Linked DNA regions of Homo sapiens: region 1 is linked to region 2. Evidence: chromatin loops called from intact Hi-C (ENCODE). Cell type or tissue: right lobe of liver. All regions are shown on one strand. Links, peaks and the distances in the headings refer to the core of each region. The heading gives the core; the rest is flanking DNA. Region 1 has its middle 16 kb from the start of TNFSF14. Region 2 overlaps VAV1 (vav guanine nucleotide exchange factor 1).

Region 1 (5,376 bases), core at 218-5,217, 200 kb after region 2:
GAGAGAGTCGTTGTTTCTATGCCAATCAGTCTGGAGTCATAAAAGATACTCTCCAAAAAGTTCGAGAAAATCTAGATAGATGCCAGCAAAAACGAGAAAATAACACCCCCTGGTACCAAAACATGCTTAATTGGAATCCATGGCTGACGACTCTCATTACTGGATTGGCAGGACCCATTCTCCTCCTCTTGTTAGTCTTCAGGCCTTGTGTATTAAATGGGTTCTTAACTTTATAAAGCAGCGCATAGCTTCTGTCAAACTTATGTATCTTAGGACCCAATATAACCCCCTTGTTATAACCGAGGAATCAATGATTCGATTCCCCAAAACACGAGTGGGGAATGTCATACCCTACCTTGTTTTTAACCTGATTGACCCTCCCTTAGCTGAGAAAGCCAGACAGACTCCATTTTGGCTCCTTCATTTGCAGTCCCTCACCCACCCCCCTTCCTCAAGGACTTAAGCTGACTCCCAGCACATCCAAGAATGCGATTACTGATAAGATACTGTGACAAGCTATATCCACAATTCCCAGGAATTCGTCCGGTTGATAGCACCCAAAGCCCCCGCGTCTATCACCTTGTGATAGATTTAAAGCCCCTGCACCTGGAACTGTTTGTTTTCCTTTTACCATTTATCTTTTTAATTTTCTTGCCTGTTTTGCTTCCATAAAATTGCTTCAGCTCTGCTCCCTCCTCCCCTTCTAAACCAAGGTATAAAAAGAAACCTAGCCCCTTCTTCGGGGCTGAGAGAATTTTGAGCGCTAGCCATCTCTCAGTCGCCGGCTAATAAAGGACTCCTTAATTAGTCTAAGAGTGTGGCGTTTCTCTATAACTTGCCCGGTTACAACGCAGCACTTTGGAATTCCAGCCGAGGCAGGTGGATCACCTGAGGTCAGGAGCTCGAGACCAGCCTGGTCAACATGGTGAAACCTCATTTCTACTAAAATACAAAATTAGCTGGGCATGGTGGCACGTGCCTGTAATCCCAGCTACTTGGGAGGCTAAGGCAAGAGAATCGCTTGAATCCAGGAGGTGGAGGTTGCGGTGAGCTGAGATCACGCCATTGCACTCTAGCCTGGGCAACAGAGCATAACTCTGTCTCAAAAAAAGATAAAAATAAAAATAATAAATAAATAAAAGGAATGATGATGATGCCAAGCAACCACAGATTGTCCACATGGGTGGCTGAGACAGTGACCTTTGCTTTCAAATGGTTCAGTGTACACCAACTTTGTGTCATGCACAAAATTATTAATACTATTTTATGAAATTATCTTCAGTCTATGTGTACAAGGTATATATGAAACATAAATGAATTTCTTTCTTTCTTTTTTTTTTTTTTTTTGAGGCTGAGTCTCCCTCTGTCTCCCAGGCTGGAGTGCAATGTTGTGATCTCAGCTCACTGCAACCTGCAACCTCTGCCTCCCGGGTTCAAGTGATTTTCCTGCCTCAGCCTCCCAGTAGCTGGGATTACAGGCGCCCACCACAACCAGCTAATTTTTTTTTTCTTTTTGTATTTTTAGTAGAGACGGGGTTTCACCATGTTGGCCAGGCTGGTCTCGAACTCTCAACCTCAGGTGATCCACCCCCCTCAGCCTCCCAGACTGCTGGGATTACAGGCTTGAGCCACCGTGCCCGGCCTATTCAAGGCCTAGGCGTCTTGTGTGAGTTATACATTTATATGCATCTTTTGGCTTCGGGCAGGAGCTGTTACTGTCTGCACATCTTAGACGCAGAACTGTGGACCGAGAGAGGCAAGGATGCCCTTTACCTCTGCCAAGGGTACGCAGTGGATTCAGGGCAGTTTCCTGCCTTCCCTGCCCTTGCTGGGCTGGTGGGAGGTAGGAGAGCCCCCAGCGCCTGGCCCCAACCCCCGCTGGAGTTTCCTTCACTCTCATCACAGTCTTTCTGTTTCTGTGGCTTTGATGAGGAAACCAAGGTGTGGAGAGCATGTATTGATAAAAGTCACCAGCAGCTACCAACTTCCGCGTGGGGATGGAACCTCTTGCTAAGTTTAGCCTCCAAAAATCATTCTGGGAGGCGTCTCTCAACCTGGAGGAGCTGGAGAGAGAGGAAGAAGGAGACGTGGGTGAGGAGGAGGATGGAAAGAGATGGGGAAGGGCAGATGAAGAAAGAGGGGGAAAGGAGGAGGAGGTGGCAGGAGGAGGAGGAGGAGGATGGAGAGGGAAAAAAGGGGAGAGCCAGAGGAGGAGTGGAGAGGGGAAGGAGATGAAGGGGAAAGAGAGGAGAGAAAGGAAAGACAGGGAGGGGAGGAAAAGATGGGAGGAGAACAAGGAAAAACCCCACAAAGACAGAAGCTGGTGCAACAAGAGACTGTACACCCGTACTTGACCTTCAATAAAGTATAGGGACAGAGACCTCCTATACCAGGCTGCTAACCTACTTTTCACTTCTGAGAAGTTTATCTACCTCATTTCCTCTTTTCGCCTCCTGCGCTCCAGCTTCTTTTCAGATTGCCTCCTTACCGCACCCACCAACCCACCACCACCATCAGCTCTTCCTCAGGACCTGAAGTCCACCGTCCTCACCCTACCCCCACCCCCTGGGCAGGAAATCCTCCCCCCTCTTCATCTCTTGCCAAGACCAAGAGGTGGTAGAAGTAAAGAAGCAATGATGAGAAAACAAATTATTATTATTATTATTTTGAGACTCAGTCTCACTCTGTCGTCCAGACTGGAGTGCAGTGGCGCGATCCTGCCTCACTGCAACCTCCGCCTCCCAGATTCAAGCAATTCCCCTGCCTCAGCCTCCTGAGTAGCTGGGATTACAGGCACACGCTACCATATCTGGTTAATTTTTTTTTTTTTTTTTTTTTTTGTAGTTTTAGTAGAGATGGGGTTTCAACATGTTGACCAGGCTGGTCTTGAACTCCTGACCTCAGGTGATCCACCTGCCTCGGTCTCCCAAAGTGTTGGGATTACAGGCCACCATGCCTGGCCAAGAAAACAAATGATTAATCTCATAGTAGGACGCTATGTTCCTCCTGGGGAATGCCACAGCATTTGAACACTTGAGACGCATCGTTGCAGAGAAGCAGGATGGTTCTTATCCTGGAGCCTGATGACCAGAATGTGAGACAGGGGCAAGAGTCAATTGATCAAGGTTTCTGAAGCCAGCTTTAGCACACATCTGGGAAAATCACCAGCCACAGTTGCCTCTGTGGCTGTTTTTCCAAAGAAGTTTCAGGAGGTTTCATATTTACACATTTTTCTTTTCTTTTCTTTTCTTTTCTTTTTTTTTTTGAGACGGAGTCTCGCTCTGTTGCCCAGGCTGGAGTGCACTGGCGGGATCTCGGCTCACTGCAAGCTCTGCCTCCCAGGTTCACGCCATTCTCCTGCCTCAGCCTTCCGAGTAGCTGGGACTACAGGCGCCCGCCACCACACCCGGCTAATTTTTTTTGTATTTTTAGTAGAGACGGGGTTTCACCGTGTTAACCAGGATGGTCTCGATCTCCTGATCTCCTGATCCACCCGCCTCGGCCTCCCAAAGTGCTGGGATTACAGGCTTGAGCCACTGCGCCCGGCCTTTTTTTTTTTTTTTTTTTTTTTGTTGAGACGGAGCTTTGCTCTTTCACCCAGGTTGGAGTGAAGTGGCATGATCTCGGCTCACTGCAACCTCCACCCCCTGGGTTCAAGCAATTCTCCTGCCTCAGCCTCCCAAGTAGCTGGGATTATAGGAGCCCGCCACCATGCCCGGCTAATTCTTGTATTTTTAGTAGAGACGAGGTTTTGCCATGTTGGCCAGGCTGGTCTCGAACTCCTGACTGACCTCAGGTGATCCACCTGCCTCGGCCTCCCAAAGTGCTGGGATTACAGGCATCAGCCACCGTGCCCGGCCTACACATTTCCTTAAAGAGGGGAATGGCACTGAGGAAGAAAGGCAGGTAGGCAGTAAGGCAAACCCTTACATTCTTATGAGACTTTAGTTAGTGCCCAGTAAATCTACATTTTACATAAGCTAAGGTGAATGTTTGAAGAGGAAGGGAGCAATGACTAATCTTGTCTTGTCTTTGTCTTTCACCTGGGAAGATAAGCTTGTAATTGACGTTGTCACTGTGAAATGGAACAGACTTTAGCTTTAGATTGCAGACCTAAAGTTAACATTTTCATGTTCTTGTTTATAGGAAGCCAGCAAAGAATTTCCTGAGGAAAGATCTGTGGGGATTAGCCCTTCATAGATGCCTGAGGCCTTTTACTTTTGGGGGTGGGGGGATATAGCTGATACATAAAACCAGTGACAGCTATTCATTGGATGAGGATGTGACAATGACTCAGCCTCCAAGCTTAGCCTTCCCTTTTGCACAAAGAGGTTGAGGGTTCTGATATTTTCTATGTTCCTTTACAAGCCAGACCCCCTGAGGTCAAATCCCCACTCTGTCACTTCCCAGATGGGTGACCTTAGTATTCATCCTTGGCATCTCTGGGCCTCAGTTTCCTCATCTTTAAAAGACGATGAAAAGTGGCCTCTACCTTACCCTGCTTATTGTGAGATTACATGGCTTGAACCCTTAGGTACTTTTACAGAGCTTGGCCCACAGTGAGCTCTTGAATCCTTCGTAGCTATTCTTTTTGTAAGCATGCTGTAATCATGTGCACATTTAAATTTCTGATTCTTTTCAGTTATTACATCAAAAGTGGCCTTACATTCACAGGCCACATCTAGTGTGTTTTTTAAATGGGAATTGGTAACCATTATATAAATATTCAAAAATTTTGCACGTGGGTGGCTCACGCCTGTAATCCCAGCACTTTGGCAGGCTGAAGTGGGTGGATCCCCTGAGGTCAGGAATTCGAGACCAGCCTAACCAATATGGTGAAACCCTATGGGTGTTTCACCCACAAGCCAGGCATATGGATATGTGCCTGTAGTCCCAGCTACTCGGGAGGCTGAGACAGGAAGATTGCTTGAATCCAGGAGGTGGAAGTTGCAGTGAGCCAAGATTGCACCACTGCACTCCAGACAGGGAGACAGAGCAAGACTCCATCTCAAAAAAAAAAAAAAGAAAAAAGAAAATTTTCACATAGACATGGACAAATCCAGATTTCTGGGTTTTCTTGGGGAGGTAGAAGCTGTGACAACAGCCCAGGTTGGATAGTGGCTGTCTCCTTTGGATAGGGCATGGGCTCAGCAGCTCACCACAGTCCCCACCACTCCCAGTTGTCTCTCACACTGAGGCTGAATGCCAGTCGCCTTTCATCATCATACTTGTGCTGTTGTTTTTAAGTAATAGTAATATTAATTATACTTCACATTTCTGGAGTACTCACTATGCACCATGATAAGTGTTACTCATTCACTTTAACTTATTTAATTCTCACAATAACCTTGCAGGGAGGTACTATTTTGACTCCTA
Region 2 (5,373 bases), core at 374-5,373:
TATTTATTTCTTTATTTATTTTTATTTTTTGAGACAGAGTTCTTGCTCTGTCACCCAGGCTGGAGTACAGCGTCATGATCTCGGCTGACAGTAACCTCTGCCTCCTGGGTTCAAGCGATTCTCCTGCCTCAGCCTCCCAAGCAGCTGGGATTACTGGCACCTGCCACCACGCCCGGCTAGTTTTTGTATTTTTAGTAGAGACGGGGTTTCACCATGTTGGCCAGGCTGGTCTTGAACTCCTGACCTCGGGTGATCCACCCGCTTCAATCTCCTGAAGTGTTGGGATTACAAGCGTGAGCTACTGCACCCAGCAAATTCCTGCTTTATTTTATTTTATTTATTTATTTATTTTTGAGACGGAATCTCGCTCTGTTGCCCAGGCTGGAGTGCAGTGGTGCGATCTTGGCTCACTGCAACCTCCGCCTCCCAGGTTCAAGGGATTCTTCTGCCTCAGCCTCCTGAGTAGTTGGGATTATAGGCACTGGCTAGTTTTTGTATTTTTAGTAGAGACGGGGTTTTGCCATGTTGGCCAGGCTGGTCTTGAACTCCTGACCTCAGGTAATCTGCCCACCTCAGCCTCCCAAAGTGCTGGGATTACAGGCATGAGCCACCATGCCCAGCCCAAAAGAGGGAATTTCATATCCCAGATTCAAGTTGTATTGTATTAATAGATGACAGAGAACAGCAATCAAGTTAGGAGACAGAAATTGGTGAGAGGGCTTTGTCTGTGGATTGGTGAGGGGCTTTGTCTGTGATTGGTGAGGGGGCTTTGTCTGTGGATTGTTGAGGGGGCTTTGTCTGTGGATTGTTGAGGGGGCTTTGTCTGTGGTTGGTAAGGGGGCTTTGTCTGTGGATTGGTGAGGGGGCTTTGTCAGTGTGGCACACTCTCTCCCCATCTCTCTCCTAGCAGGTCCTTCTGAACGACACCAGTCCTTCTATCCATCTTCATCCTTTTATTAAATGTAACCCCCTTGAGCCCCGTCTGCTTGAGGGGACCCAAGAGGAAATCGGGGTGTTATAAATTAACCATGTCAGGGCACATCCCGGGAGCACCGCCAGCTGGACGCTGGCCTCCTCCAGTCCATCCCAAAGTCTCCACCCGCCGGGAGCTGTCACAGCCCCTGGCTCCGCTGCCTGCCCACGCCGGGCTCAGAGCCTGGAGTTTCTCGTCTCTCTGCCAAGGCACCAGGGCTCAGCAGTATTCAGAATAATCTTCCTCCACGTAGTTGGCAGGGAACCAGCCAACCTGGAAACAGACGAGGAGTTCATCAGTGCAACCTCTGCACATCCTCCTACTGCCCCTCCACACACCAGGCAGGCTCCCTCCCACCTCAGGGCCTTTGCACCTGCTCTTCCTTCTGTCTATCCCAGAAAACACATCACCCAACGTACACAAGGCTGACCACACACACACACACACACACCCATTACCTCCTAAAAGTCCCTCCCTAAATGGCACTTTATCAGCAAGACCTTCCTAGCCATACTATTCAAAATTGCAAGCTCCACCCACCCCAACACTCCTTAGCCCCTTTTCTTTTTCTTTTCTTTTCTTTTTTTTTTTTTTTTCTTTTTTGAGACAGAGTCTCACTCTGCCCCCTAGGCTGGAGTGCAATGGCGCAATCTCAGCTTATTGCAACCTCCACCTCCCGGGTTCAAGTGATTCTCCTGCCTCAGCATCCCGAGTAGCTGGGATTACAGGCGCCTGCCACCACACCCGGCTAATTTTTTTGTATTTTTAGTAGAGACGGGGTTTCACCATGTTGGCCGGGCTGGTTTCAAACTCCTGACCTCCGGTGATCTGCCCATCTCGGCCTCCCAGAGTGCTGGGATTACAGGCATGAGCCACCGTGCCTGGACCCCTTGTCTTGCTTTATCTTTTTCTATAGCACATATCACCGTCTGATTCATTATGTATCATTTGCTTATTTACAAGCTTTTTGTCTGTTCCCCTCCCTGCAACTGCAATGTGAGCTCTACAAGGCAGAATTTTTTTTTTTTTTGAGACACAGTCTTACTCTGTTGCCCAGGCTGGAGTGCAGTGGCGCGATCTCAGCTCACCACAGCCTCCGCCTCCTGGGTTCAAGCGATTCTCCTGCCTCAGCTTAACGAGTACCTGGGATTAGAGGCGCACGCCACAATGCCCAGCTAATTTTTTTGTATCTTTAGTTAAGACAGGGTTTCGCCATGTTGGCCAGGCGGGTCTCAAACTCCTCTCCTCAACTGATCCACCCACCTTGGCATCCCAAAGTGCTGGGATTACAGGCATAAGCCACCACGCCTGGCCAGCAGGGATTTTTGTCTGTATTATTTGTCACTGAATCCCAAGAGCCTAGAACAGTTCCTGGCACACAGTAGATACTTACTGAATATTTTTTGGCTGGATGGATAGATGAATGGATGGATTATTGGATTGATGGGTAGGTGGATAGATAGGTAGATAGATAATGAATGGATAGATAGATAGATAGATAGATAGATAGATAGATAGATAGATGAATGGGTGGATGGATACTTGGGTTGGTGAATGGTGATTGGAAGGGTGAGTGGATGGTGGTCGGATGGATGGATGGATGAATTAATGGACTGGTGAGTAGGTGTATGGATGGATAAATATAGAGATAGATTAACAGATGGGTGCATGCATGGATAGATGGATGGATGCACAGATAGAAATGGATGAATAGATGTTGGCTGGATGGTGGATTAATGGATAGATTAATGTTTTAATGGGTGGGTAGGTGGATAGATGGTTAGATAGATGCGTGAGTGGAAGGGTGGGTGGATGAATGGATAGATGCGTAGGTTGAAATGGATGGATGCATAGGCTAAGATGGATGGATGCACAGATGAATGGATGATTTGTGGATAGATAGATGGATAGATGGATGGATGGATAGATGGATGGATGGATGGATGGATGAATCCTTTACATCCCAATCCTTCCTCAATGCTCCAAAAGCCTCTCTCAAAGCCTAATTGTCCTCCACTGCTCATTAAACTGACCCTCCAATGTTTTAACAAAACTCCTCATCGATGCAATTATCCACATCATTTTTTGTGTATATTTTCCCCAGTAGAATGTAAACTCTAACCACTGTCCTTGTCTTCATTACACAAACATATTTCTGAGAAATCCATCATAAGGCAGAATTCTAGAGGCTGAGAAGTCATCAGTGGATGAAATAAAGAAGGTGCTCTGCCTTCATGGAACAAAAATGAGAACTTGGCAGAAACAAGTGGACTTGAAGACATTTGAAGTCTATTCCACTCCTTGGAATCGGAATTCAAGCAGGCAAAGTGAGCACAGTGGTTTAGTCCCAGCTCTACCTCTTTGTATATTCAGTACTGATTAGGCACCTCTCACCCCAGGGCCTTTGCACACACTGGTCCTTCTGTCTGGAATGCTTTCCCCCAACACATATACAACCTTTTCATTTGCATGACTTTATTTATCCCTTATTAATCAGTTTGGCCTTTCAGAAGTCATCCTGATCCACTCCTAGGGTGGGTCAGGGGCTCCCTCAGTGCTCCCACGCTGCCCTGTGATTCTCCACCACAATCTCTTTTATTCTTTCTTCTTTTTTTTAAAGACAGGGTCTTGTTCTGTCACCCAGGCTGCAGTGGCACAATCATAGCTCACTGCAGCATCCAACTCCTGGACTCAAGCAATCCTCCCACCTCAGCTTCCTGAGTACCTGGGACACACTACCACGCCCAACTAATGTTTTTGTTTTTATTTTTATTTATGTAGAGGTGGGATCTCACTATTTTAGCCAGGCTTGCCTTGAATTTGTGGCCTCAAGAGATCCTCCCACCTCAGCCTCCCAAAGCACTGGGATTACAGGCATGAGCCACCGTGACTGGCACCCTTGTTAGTCTTGACCACTCAGTGTCATGACTGCTTGGTTATAGGTCTGTCCTCCACATTCGATTATAAGTTTCATGAGGGCAATCCTTGTACCGTGCTTGTTTCTGTCTCCTCGACACCCAGCACAATGTCTGCACACAGCAGGTGCTGAATACATGCAGGTAGGTTGCATAAATGCATAAATGACATCCCTGTGTCCCTTCCTTCCCTCCCACCGTGAGAGATCTCCATGGGAGCCGCACCTCACCTTCTCCAGTCCCCAGTTCCAGTCTCGTCCACCACCAGCTCAACCCCCATGCCCTCCCCGTCACCCAGCCCTGCCTGCCTCACCCGGCCATAGATCTCCCCTCGCCACCAGCCTTGCTGTCCCTTCTTGTTAAGGATCTTGATGATGTCACCCTCCTTGAGCGACAGCTCTGATCGGTCTCGGGCGCAGAAGTCATAGCGGGCTTTGGCTGTGCCAAAATACTTTGTGCTTCCCACTGTGGAGAGAGAACAGAAGTGAGAAAAGGGTCTGGGGCAGATACCCACTCACTCTCTGGGGGCACAAGCTCTCAGGACAGTAACTCCAGGATAAAGGGCTCCTCAGTGCTCTTTTCTGCAGAGTATTAGATGCCCTGTACTGTAAGGGGACACAATTGTACTCCCAGCATCATCCTCCCGTCTGAATTTAGAAAATAACACTTTTTTTTTTTTTTGAGATAAAGTCTCTCTCTGTCACCCAGACTGGAGTGCGGTGGCACAATCTCAGCTCACTGCAACCTATGCCTCCTGGGTTCAAGTGATTCTCCTGCCTCAGCCTCCTGAATCACGGGGATTACAGGCCTGTGCCACCATGCCCGGCTGATTTTTATGTTTTTTTTTTTTAGTAGAGATGGAGTTTCACCATGTTGGCCAGGCTGGTCTTGAACTCCTAACCTCAAGTGATCCACCCACCTTGGCCTCCCGAAGTGCTGGAGTTACAGGCATGAGCCACCGCACCCAGCCAGAAAATAAGACTGGTTTGGAATTTTTATTTTTATTTTTTTATTTTGAGGCTGAGGCATGAGAATCCCTCGAACCCAAGAGGTGGGAGGCAAAGGTTGCAGGGAGCTAAGATCGCACCACTGCACTCCAGCTTAGGCAACAGAGTGAGACTCTGTCTCAAAAAATAAATAAATTAATTAATTAAATTATATTATATTAAAATATATATAGGAAGGGATAGACAGGAGTGGAAAGGGGTTCCTGCTACTGCACAGATATGACCTCTGCAAGGCCATTGGAAGGGGTGTCAATGGCATCCCCAAAGTTTCCCTCCACAATGGGAAGGGGCTGAGGCTGTAAGCCCCCAGTCTGAGACCTCCTACCTGCTGGCCTGCTGATGGTTCTCTTTTCAGGCTCCTTGAAGGGGAACTGCAAGGTGGTGTCCAGAGACTTGAAGCAATCCTTTAGAGAGTTCTGCTGGTAAAACTCCACCAGCTCCTAGAAGGCGGACCACATGGCAGATGCTATCCCAGCGG

Evidence for each region. A loop is a pair of places that touch in the nucleus more often than their neighbours do. Peaks named below come from ENCODE experiments on the same cell type or tissue, not always from the same donor. Only the 100,000 strongest peaks of a DNase experiment are listed, where the experiment ranks them.
Region 1: a loop joins it to region 2, with 4 times the contacts of the local background. A loop is called at or near these places in 2 of 110 quality-filtered maps.

What each region holds. Positions count from the first base shown.
Region 1 is chr19:6,651,609-6,656,984 of GRCh38, reverse strand. No RefSeq gene overlaps it. Among named protein-coding and RNA genes, the nearest start is that of TNFSF14, 16 kb to the left of the region's middle. In right lobe of liver, for the core only: no CTCF peak of the experiment used is centred there; a DNase peak (open chromatin) is centred at 2,500; H3K27ac peaks cover 253 bases.
Region 2 is chr19:6,852,927-6,858,299 of GRCh38, reverse strand. It overlaps VAV1 (vav guanine nucleotide exchange factor 1), which reads right to left. Exons shown (of 27, transcript NM_005428.4): 25 at 5,221-5,335; 26 at 4,202-4,353; 27 at 939-1,246. The coding sequence ends at 1,193. Among named protein-coding and RNA genes, the nearest start is that of ADGRE1, 32 kb to the left of the region's middle. In right lobe of liver, for the core only: no CTCF peak of the experiment used is centred there; no DNase peak of the experiment used is centred there.